Linked DNA regions of Homo sapiens: region 1 is linked to region 2. A link is a contact called in ENCODE Hi-C or POLR2A ChIA-PET data. All regions are on one chromosome and are shown on one strand. Each heading gives the region's core, a stretch centred on a gene start or an enhancer-like site at or near the end of the contact. The rest is flanking DNA. Distances are from core to core; before and after follow the strand shown.

Region 1 (5,427 bases), core at 1,638-4,137, 800 kb after region 2:
TGAAAGGGGCCTTCGAGGGAATGGATAGAAGTGGAGCCCGGCTTAAGTTGAGTTTTTTAGTGGGGGAGCAGTGACAGAAGAGAATGGAGAGTAGGGGCTGGGGCAGCTAGAAGAGTACTGAAAGAGCTAGGAGGCATGTACTAATGGCTCAGATAGGACTGTGACTGGAAGAGACACATTTTATAGATACTTCAATAGTACAATTGTTAGGACTTGGTGAGTGAATGGATATGTTGAGGTGAAGAATAGGGAAGACTGAAATATGAAACCCATGTTTTTGAGTATGGGCAACCAGGAAAATGGTGATAATATTGCCCAAAATAGGGAAGTCTGGAGGAAAAACTGTTTGGGGGTGTGGTGTGGTGGTGGGAAGTTGGGAGATGACTCTGGCTAGATAGTTCAGCCTTTCCTTGAATGTGGGGACTGCCTTTGACTACCTTAGCATTACCCTCAGAAGCTAGAACTAAATACTGCATAGAATATTTTCTAAATGGATGCTATTGGTGGAGATCACTTATAGCCACCTTGGATGCCAAACCCTCGTTCTACTTTCAGATGTTAGATTCAGAGGGTCCTCTGCATCCCCACCTCTTTTCAACTCAGACTTACGGGTATCTCTAGGCATCATCTTACCTACCAATTCCTGCCAAATGCAAGTACATCTATGGAAAATCCGACTTCCTTGCTTCGTTATTTACTTCAGGATCTCCTAGGGTGATCAACCATCATGGTTTGTTCTGGGGTTGCCAATTTTAGCTCCAAAAGTCAGAAGTCTCAGAAACCTCTCAGTTCCAGGAAAACTGGAGCAATATTCAGCTCTCTCACCTTCAGAATACCTCTGCTGAACCTACCAGCTGCATAGTAATAATAGCCTTCTCATGTTCTCAATCTAAATTGGTCTTATTCTACTCTTTTGCTCCAGCTTCTCTCGGAACACTGATGACTAATCCCCAGGTATAGTCTTAACTCTCTCATTTCACAGCCATTTGAAGAAGTCAGCAAGATAATGCTGCATGCTAGTTTACCACTCTGCAATGGCTACTTCAACCCACAACTAAGCAACCTGAGATTCCTAGGAGCAGATAAACCCCATGTGCAATCTGTCACTGTTTAGCTTTCATTGCCAAGATAATTTTACAAAGTTAATGAATAGCTGGGTTGGAATGGGGAGGGGGGAACAGACACAGAATGAATGAGGAGGAACTGTCATTGGTGGGCAGCCTCTGTTCTCCTTCTTGGCAGGACATTGGTTACATGGTGGGCCACTTGAGGGTACAGTTGTTATCATCATCAAAATGCTTTTATGAAGGACCTAATATCTGGTGCTCTGAGTTAGGCCGCACAGCTCTGGACTTTCACTTTTAGAACATCATAGTCCAAGAGCAGGTATTGATGTGGACACATGCAAAATGGATTCAAACTGTCAATATGGGTTAAATCACATATTATACATTAATAATCTCTTCCACTGGTTTCTAGATATTTCTGGTTGAAATCTATCAAGCAAATATATCTTGTCCCCTTAATTATAATATTAGCTCCTTGAAGGCAGAGGACCCACCCTGATACTCCTGTCTACAGACCTTAGCTGTACAGGACAAATCTAGATGTTCAGTAAGGACTGATTAAATCAACCTGACCTGACGGGTGCAGGTAGAGTACCTTTCAAGTTAATTTATTCCTTTGAGCCTCATTTCTTCCTCTACAAAATGAGGGTGGAAATTTTTTTTCTTTTCTTTCTTTTTTTTTTTAAATAAAAAGGAGTCTCACTCTGCTGCCCAGGCTAGAGTGCAGTGGTGCGATCTCAGCTCACTGCAATCTCTGCCTCCCAGGTTCAAGTGATTCTCCTGCCTCAGCCCCCTGAGTAGCTGAGATTACAGGCGTGTGACACCATGCCTGGCTAATTTTTGTATTTTTAGTAGAGACAGAGTTTCACCATCTTGGCCAGGCTGGTCTTGAACTCCCGACTTCAGGTGATCCACCCGTCTTAGCCTCCCAAAGTGTTGGGATGACAGGCATGAGCCACCACACTTGGCCCCCCTTTTTTTCCCTTTATTTTAGAGACAGGGTCTTGCTATGTTGCCCAGGATGGTCTCGAACTCCTGAGCTCAAGCAATCCTCCTACCTCAGCTTCCCAAAGTGCTGGGATTACAGGCTGAGCTGCTGTGCCCGGCTAGGGATTGTAATTTTCTCTGCTTTATTGGGTTGTTGTGAGGGTGGAGAGACAATACATGTAAATTGCTTAGTACATACTCTAGCATCGTATAGTACATCATCTGCTCAATTGTTAGCTATTAATTTAACAATATTAATTTCTGCCTCCTGCTCAACTAGGAGAGAGCCTATGGAAAAGAGTAAGTGCAGCAGTTCTCATGCAAATGTGTAGGTATTCGATTCAGCCTATAGAAGCACACTGGTCTGTTGCCTATGTATTGGGATAAGGACAACAGAAGATTTACCTTTTCACCTATCTTCTTCACTTTTCTGCCATGACAGGGATGCTTTGATGGGTCTGTGCTTTAGCAACTGACTAGGAGCGAAGGTCCAAGTGGGACTCTGGACTGGGAGCGAGGGCTGAGACTAAAGTCGCCACATCAGGCTGCTTGTTCCGTTCACTCAGCAAATATTTATAGCTAATCTAACCAGTTTCAGATATCGTTCAAGAGGTGGGGGTCCTGCAACAGCCCAGGCTTGTGCCTTTACCCCATTTCACAGAGAAGAAAAAGCGAAAAACTAGAGAAAAACCACCTCTCCAAGAGGTAACCGCACGCAGCGCGGAAGGCTGCTAGTGCGCAGGCGCCACGCCCCGGTACGCCCCGGCTCTTCCGGCGCGAGGTCACCGAATCGACTGGCCACTGGCGCCGGGGCCGCGCATGCGCTGCGCTGCCTTTCCCGGGCGCTGATTCCTGAGTGCTGAGCGCGAACCCGAGGAGATGAAGTAAGGCGTCAGCTTCCTTTTGAGGAAGGAGCAGCGGGCCACTGGGGGTGGTCCACCGGGACTGGTGTGGTAGAGCGTCTGCGGGGCCGAGGGGCGGGAGCGGCGCGGGGACTGGAACAGCTCGTCCCCTAGTTTTGCTCTTCCTCAGCTCCGGCCGGTTCGCACTTACTTGTCTGCTTTTCTGCCTACCCTCCCCACCCCCCCCGCCACCGTGAAGCCCTTTAACTAAGGTGAAGCTGATCAACGAGCTGAATGAACGAGAGGTCCAGCTTGGGGTGGCCGATAAGGTGTCCTGGCACTCCGAGTACAAGGACAGCGCCTGGATCTTCCTGGGTGAGGTCCACATCTTTCTTCCTCAGTGCTCTCCAGATTCTCCTGCTCGGTTTCCGACTATTTCGGCATTTTCACCCTTCACTCCTGCTTACATTCATCGCCCACCTTCATATCCATCTGCTGTCTGCCCGGGAATCCGTGTTACATCTCTTTTCTGCCCCATTTTTAGTTTTCCTTCCCTGCCAAATCAGTGCTCATGAGAGTTACTGTTTGCCATTTGCTGTGCTAAGGTTCAGGGACTGTTGTTATTTCTCTCTCACCCTCTGACCCATTATACTGCTGAGGAAATTGGGGTGCAGAGAAGTTAAGGGACTTCCTTAAGGTCACATAGCTAGTAAGCGCAACAGGCAGAACTATAGCATTCTAGAACTCTTGGTCTTAGCCACAGCTCCATATTGCTACCACCACCCTCCCCCATTCCCCTTCCCTTCCAGAATTCACTTTGCTCCTCTAGCTCCTGCTTTCTAGTCCATGGCCACGTTACCATTACTGTATTCACTTTATATCACAATCAGTAATTGTACAAGTTTGATGCTTCAAAGAGGTTATTGTACCAAACATTGTGCTAAGCACTTTATATACATCGTTTTATTTAACTCTTATAATAATCTTGCGAGTTACGTGCTAATATCCCCATCTTACAAATGAGGAAATAAATATTTGGAGGGGAAATTATTCCCTAGGAAATGCTTAACAGTGTCTTTATAACCTTTGTCTATGTGTAGGTGGGGTTAATCATGACATATGTAGACTGATTTTGTATCATAGCTGTAAATTTGTGGGTAATGAGCAGATGAATTCAACATGTTTGTGGAAGCAGAGGTTTGTGATGGAAACTATCTGCTTTGTCCATAGGATTTTGGGTGGCAGGAGGACTGAGTGATCAGATTAGTTTCGTTAGTGGTGACCCCGACTTCCACTCAAAATTAATTACTCCTTTTTCTGTACTACTGGCACCTTACATGTACTTCTGTCATTGAGTCAGACTTAATTTCTTTCTTTCTTTCTTTTTTTTGAGCTGGAGTTTCACTCTTGTCGCCCAGGCTGGAGTGCAATGGCACGATCTCGGCGCACTACAACCTCTGCCTCCTGGGTTCAAGCGAGTCTCCTGCTTCAGCCTCCTGAGTAGCTGGGATTACAGGTGCCCGCCACCTCACCTGGCTGATTTTTTTTTGTATTTTTAGTAGAGCCGGGGTTTCGCCATGTTGGACAGGCTGGTCTCGAACACCTGACCTCAGGTGATCCACCCTCCTCAGCCTCCCAAAGTGTTGGGATTACAGGCGTGAGCCACGGTGCCCAGCCCAGACTTGATTTCTTTAAGGGCAGGGCCTGTTGCTTACTGTTTCCACCCCTAGTGCCTGGCCTAGTGCGTGGTATGTAGTAAACACTTGGTAAATGTTGGTGGAACTGAAATGTGGTTTTCTCTTCTAGGAGGGCTTCCTTATGAACTGACTGAAGGGGACATCATCTGTGTGTTCTCACAGTAAGTGTCCTTTCATTTCCTGCCTCCTGAGTCGACAGAGTACTTTGTTTCTGTAATACATTTTGTGGCATCACAAAAACCACTTATTTTCACTCTAGGCTGAATGGCATCCCTGCATGGGGAGGGCTGGAGCTTCTGTTCTAGATCAGTCCCAGGACATGGTTCTAGAATGTTCTGTGGGAGATCCAAGAGGTTTGTTAATTTGGGAGGGCATCTTGGGGATCCTAGTCTATTTCTGTTGTTTTTCACTGAGGCTTGTTCAGCCTGGGCCTAGACTGGAACAGACTGGACTCCTTGGGCTCTTGCAAACTAGGGGTAACCCATGGTCACAGGGCCCTTCTGGCCCTTACCTGTGTGGCGTCATACGATTGGGGCAAAGCACAGAGGAAATTGGGGTAAAAAACAGAAGGTCGTAGTTTGCTTTCTTTGTTTCTCGATGAGTGTAAGGTTAGTGAGCAAAGGCAATCTCTGCCTGGAGGCTGAGAATCACAGCCCGAAGGGAACAAGAATGAATAGGAGACCTGTATATTCTTCATTCTGCTGAGGTGTTAGCAGCAGCATTTCATGGGAGAGGGTGTTGGCAGCTCATACTGGTAGTAGCAGCTGGTAGGAGAGGGGCTGGGCAGCTGGCCTGCAACCCCAGAGCTAAACAGCACAGTTAGTCCACAGGGCT
Region 2 (5,275 bases), core at 21-2,520:
TGGCCGTAGACCCATCCCCCATTTTTTCAGACTGGACTTCTGTCCTTGTCTGCTCCTTGCTCCCTCTCACCACAGAGCCAACTCCTCCCAAGGCCTCAGTCTCTGCGAAAACAACACTTTCTCTGAGGAGCTTTCCCTGGCCACCTCCTAGCCTAGGCTGTAACATGTCCTTGTGACACGCTCTCCTTGCACCCTTTCCTCTCCTTCACTTTGTAATTACACATTTATTATTTGATCAAGGTCACTCTCTCCCACCAGCTCAGGAACGCTGCTGAGGCAGAGACCACATCTTTTCCTCCCCTTACTATCATATCTCCAGCAGCTAGCCTGATGCCTGGCATCCAGTAATCTTCATCATTGATTATTCCAGTGTTGGCAAAGGCAAGGAAAAACAAGCCCGCCTGCTGCTTGGACAAGAGTAAATAAGTGTCACCTTTCTAAAAGCAATGTGGCAACATGCATTAAGAGCCTGGAAGCATTCACACTCGTAATTTCACTTCTAGGAAATCACCCTAGAGGAGCGCAATGGCGTAAGTCCACCCCTGTTCATCTCAACATACTCATTAGCACAAAAAACAAAGCAATTTACATAACCTTCATCACCAGAAGAAGGGTAAACACATTGTAGATGTTTATGGATATATTATGGCGCCTTTTCAAATAATGTTTTTGAGGAATTGTGATGTGGAAAAATGTTAGGATATAACATGAGGTGGAAAAGGCAGCATATAAGTAGGTATGTACCTAATGTTCCTAAATTTAAAATATCAGATATAAAGATAATACATAGGCACAAAAATAGTGGAAGTCCATTCTCCAAACTGTTAATAGCAGTCACCCCTAGAGGGTGGCATCATGGGCAGTCGTGGCTTCAGAATGTCTACATAGGAGGGTTTAGAAACCATCGAAAGGTAGGCTAGGGGATTCGTCTTGAAGCTGCAAGATGGCCTTTGCTTAGCAAGCAGGGTTTTGCCTTACACTGCATCTATATTCAGAGTCACTATGGGGGTGCTGATGGAGATTAGGATAAAGCCCCCAAGCCACTCTCTGGAGCCAATCTCAATTTTTTTTTTTTTTTACTCTTATTTATATGTCTGGTTTTCTAAATGCTCTACAATGAAGATGTATGACTTTTATAATCAGAAAAAGATTAAGGAAAACATTATTTCATGAAAGAAAGGCACTTCTGTGTGTTGGGATGAATGAACACAGTGTCCTGCTCAAGCACATAGGCGGCTGGACAGGGCCTTGCCAGCACAGTCGCTCACCGCAGCTCCCTCACATCACAAGCCTGCCCTCTCCCTCGCACCCGCAGGCATCTGTCCTCCAGCTGCTGACACAGCTGGGCAGCAAAGGTCCCATCTTGACTGTGCACCTCGGAGGCAGCACCGTGGAGCATGGAGTTCTAAGGCATGTCCACGGGCCAAGCACACTTGTAAAGGCCATTTGACAACAATGGGCTATACCCCTCTACCTCTAACGGTGGCCCTGGCTTTGAAGAGCAAGGATCGTTTTCTGATTGTAGCTGTGGCCACTAGATGGCAGAGGAGAATGACGGTTTCCAGTTGTATAATAAAATTGGTATTTAAAGCTGCAGTTACTTTTCTTATTTCATGATCATTTCTATTTTGGGAAATTCGGTTGACTTTTCTCCTTACAGTCTCTTACTTATGGCCTTAAAAGTCCACAAAAACAAAAACTTTTTTTTTTCAGAACTAGGTTAAAAGTATCTAAAGTTCATGGAAGTTTCAGCACTCTTCATTGAACACAGGTAGAATTAAATCACATTTTCCTCTCTTGCCTCTTTCACTGTCCATCAATGTTTCAAGTTATTTTGAAAGTGTCAACAATGGTTGGGAGGTGATCTCACTGCTGAAAGGTAATGACTTCGATCTTCTCTGGAGAGGGGTCAGCTGGGAAGGAACGATGGAATCAATCGAGGCAGTTGGAGAGGCGGGGAGAAACACAGTTGTGACCTGGGAAGAAACAGACTAATCCCTGGCCAGAAGATGGCACAGCAAAGTGGAGAGGAAGGAGACCAAAAGGGAATGGGGCTTGTTACAGGTTCAGTTGTATCCCCCCAAAATCGATATGTTGAAGTCCTAATCCCCAGTACCTGTGAATGTGACCTTATTTGGAAATAGACTCGTCACAGATATAATTAGTTAAGTAAGATGAGGTTATACTGGGAGTAGGGTGGGCCCTAATCTAATATAACTGGTTTCCTTATAAAAAAGGGAAATTTGGACAGAGACACACACACAGGGAGAACACTGTGTAAAGGCAAAGGCAGGGATCAGGGTGATGCATCTCTAAGCCAAAGAATGCCAAAAATTGCCAGCAAACCATCAGAAGCTCAGGATGGGCATGAGACAGATTCTCTTTCACAGCCCTCAGAAGGAACCAACCCTGCTGACCTCGATTTCACACTCTGGCCTCCAGATCTGTGAGACAACATGTTTCTAAGCCTCCCACTGTGGTACTTTGTTACTGCAGCCCTGGGAAACTAATACAAGGATTTTGGAGCCATGGAATAGTGGTAAAATCGTAATAGAATTTCTTCACTCACTTCTAGGACTGTTGGACCTGATACGTGGGGGTGATGGCTGAAGGATAGAAGTTTCCTCCTCTACCATTCTATCATCCCCTCCACAATCACATTTCTCATTTCTTTTCTTTTTTTTTTTTTTCTCTCTTTTTTTTTTTTTGAGACAGAATTTCGCTCCTGTTGCCCAGGCTGGAGTGCAGTGGCGCGATCTCGGCTCACTGCAACCTCTGCCTCCCAGGTTCAAGTGATTCTCCTGCCTCAGCCTCCTTAGTAGCTGGGATTACAGGCACATGCCACCACGCCCGACTAATTTTTCATATTTTTAGTAGAGACAGGGTTTCACCATGTTGGTCAGCTGGTCTCGAACTCCTGACGTCAGGTGATCCACCCACCTCGGCTTCCCAAAGTGCTGAGATTACAGGTATGAGCCACATTTCTTGAACGAGTTGTCTCCACTTGTTGTCCCCACTTTCTTACCTCCACTCACCCCTCAACCCTTTCTAGCCCATTCCTCTGACATGATTCTCACCAAGGTCACCAGCAACCTCCATGCTGCCAAAACCAAAGGTCGTTTCTCAGTCCTCACCTAACCCAACCTCTCAGCAGCATTCCACCCCTTCTTCAGGAACACTCCCTTCACCGGGGTGCAGGAACTCCACACTCTTCCCAGAGTTCCTGCTGCCTCACCAACCACTCCATCTCCATCTCCATTGCAGGCTCCTCTACTTTCTTGGCCCCGCCACTAGATGATGGCATGTGCTGAGGTTTAGGCTTGGGTCACTTCTCTTCTTACTCTATACTCTCTCTCTCGCTCCATAAACCCCACTCACTCCTCTGTCTGCAGCTGTCTCCAAACTCTATCTGAAGCAGTCTGTTGCTGCCACCATACACTTCAGACTTGTTTACAGTGGCATTACATCCTATTCAGGTTTACATCCTTTTTTTTTTTTTTTTTTTTTTGAGACAGAGTCTCGATCTGTCACCCAGGCTGGAGTGCAGCTGCATGATCTCAGCTCACTGCAACCTCCACCTCCCGGGTTCAAGCGATTCCCCTGCCTCAGCCTCCCGAGTAGCTGGGATTACAGGCGTGCGCCACCACGCTTGGCTAATTTTTGTATTTTTAATAGAGATGGGGTTTCACCATGTTGGTCAGGCTGGTCTCGAACTCCTGACCTTGTGATCTGCCCGTCTTGGCCTCCCAAAGTGCTGGGATTACAGGCGTGAGCCACTGCGCCTGGCCAACCATGCTCATTTGTTTATATATTGTCTATACTTGCTTTGGGGCTGCAACAGCAGAGTTGAGTGGTTGCTACAGAGACTGTATGGTCTGCAGAGTCTAAAATACTTACTATCTGACCCTTTACAGAAAGTTTGCCAAACTTTGATCTAGACCAAGCTTGTCCAACCAGTGGCCCGTGGGCTGCATGCGACCCAGGACAGCTTTGCAGGCAGCCCAACACAAATTCATAAAATTTCTTAAAACATTATGAGATGTTTTTGTGATTTGATTTTTTCTTTCTTTTTTTTTCTTTAGCTTTTCAGCTATCGTTAGTGTATTTTATGTGTGGCCCAGGGAAGCCAAAAGATTGGACAGCCCTGATCTACACTGTGGTCTCAGCCTTCACCACTGAAGGCTTGGGGTCCCTTAACATAGTCAGACAGCCAGATGGGAAGGGCTCCCTGGCAGAACCTCCCACGGCCTGCGCACTGGGAAGAATGCGAAGTGGGGTGGAGCCACATAAGTTCCTGTCATTTGCAGCCGGGAGGCGCCAGGCCCCTCCTCTTCCTGGGTGGAACCTGAGATTCAGCAAGCGGAGACAACTCTTTCAAGAAATGTGGCTCACGGCCGTGATCCCAGCACTTTGGGAGGCTGAGGCGGGTGGATCACCTGAGGTCAGGAGTTCGAGACCAGACTGGCCAACATGGTGAAACCCCGTCTCTACTAAAAATACAAAAAATTAGCCGGGCGTGGTGGCGTGCACCTGTAATCCAGCTACTCCTCAGGGGATATAGTAAAGACTAATGACCAAAACTCGAGAGAAAGGAGGGGGCTTGCCATTCCTAGGGCATGGCTCACCATCTGCTGCCAGAGGACATTGGAAGTCAAAGGGAGGCACCAGCAGTGGGTCAGTGACAGCTTCAGCCTCTGCACTACATCCTGAGGTGTCCCCAGTCCTCATAGCACATGCCTGCAGTCTGAAGACAAGAGAGGGAGCTGAGTTTCCTGAGCCAGGCTCCTGTTCAGTCACCCCAGACCAGCTTCAAGCTCTGGCCCACAAAGTCATCTGGGGTCTGGTTGTCTCTCAGCTCCCCTCCTTGGGACATGGATCCTCACCTCTTGCCATACACAGGCTCCAGTGTGGAAGGGATACAGGATGGGGCATTTGGGGGTTCTTTCTGACTGGCTGTGACCCCAGAGAGGGAGGTGTCATGCTGGAGAGTTGGACAGCCACCCTCTATGGCGACCAGCCCTACCACCCGGCCTGGAAACATGCCCACTGTGGGGAACCCAATTGTGAGATTCCCCTCTGCCTCACCCCAGTTTTCTGGGCGGAGATGTCCACAGGCAAGTGTGGGCGGGTCCTCTGGCACATTAAGCTTTATCTGTAGGCTGGTACCTATGAAATCTGGAAGGCTGGGGATTTCGGAATCTCTGACCCATTCAACCTGGAGCATCTTGCTGAGTCCCACCAAGAATGGAGACCTCAGGGCCTAGTTGTTTGATTT

Evidence for each region. Hi-C counts contacts between places; a loop is a spot of excess contacts on that map. ChIA-PET counts read pairs that join two places held with the same protein, here RNA polymerase II (POLR2A). Pooled maps may share reads with other maps.
Region 1: a loop to region 2 is called in a map of chondrocyte, with 4 times the contacts of the local background. The contact joins the promoter of RBMX2 here to the enhancer-like site in region 2. A Hi-C loop is called at or near these places in 2 of 168 maps with a recorded cell type or tissue (PC-9 and chondrocyte) and 10 of 50 pooled maps. POLR2A ChIA-PET finds 5 or more read pairs at or near these places in 1 of 52 experiments (OCI-LY7).

Annotation. Positions count from the first base shown.
Region 1 is chrX:130,399,100-130,404,526 of GRCh38, forward strand. It overlaps RBMX2 (RNA binding motif protein X-linked 2), which reads left to right and starts at 2,888. Exons shown (of 6, transcript NM_016024.4): 1 at 2,888-2,938; 2 at 3,156-3,271; 3 at 4,703-4,754. The coding sequence starts at 2,934.
Region 2 is chrX:129,599,786-129,605,060 of GRCh38, forward strand. No RefSeq gene overlaps it. Among named protein-coding and RNA genes, the nearest start is that of APLN, 53 kb to the right of the region's middle. RefSeq lists enhancers at 806-1,306, 1,307-1,807. Within about 2 kb of position 1,271, at least 2 of the 41 ENCODE cell types and tissues checked have a DNase peak (open chromatin) inside an H3K27ac peak, as active enhancers do.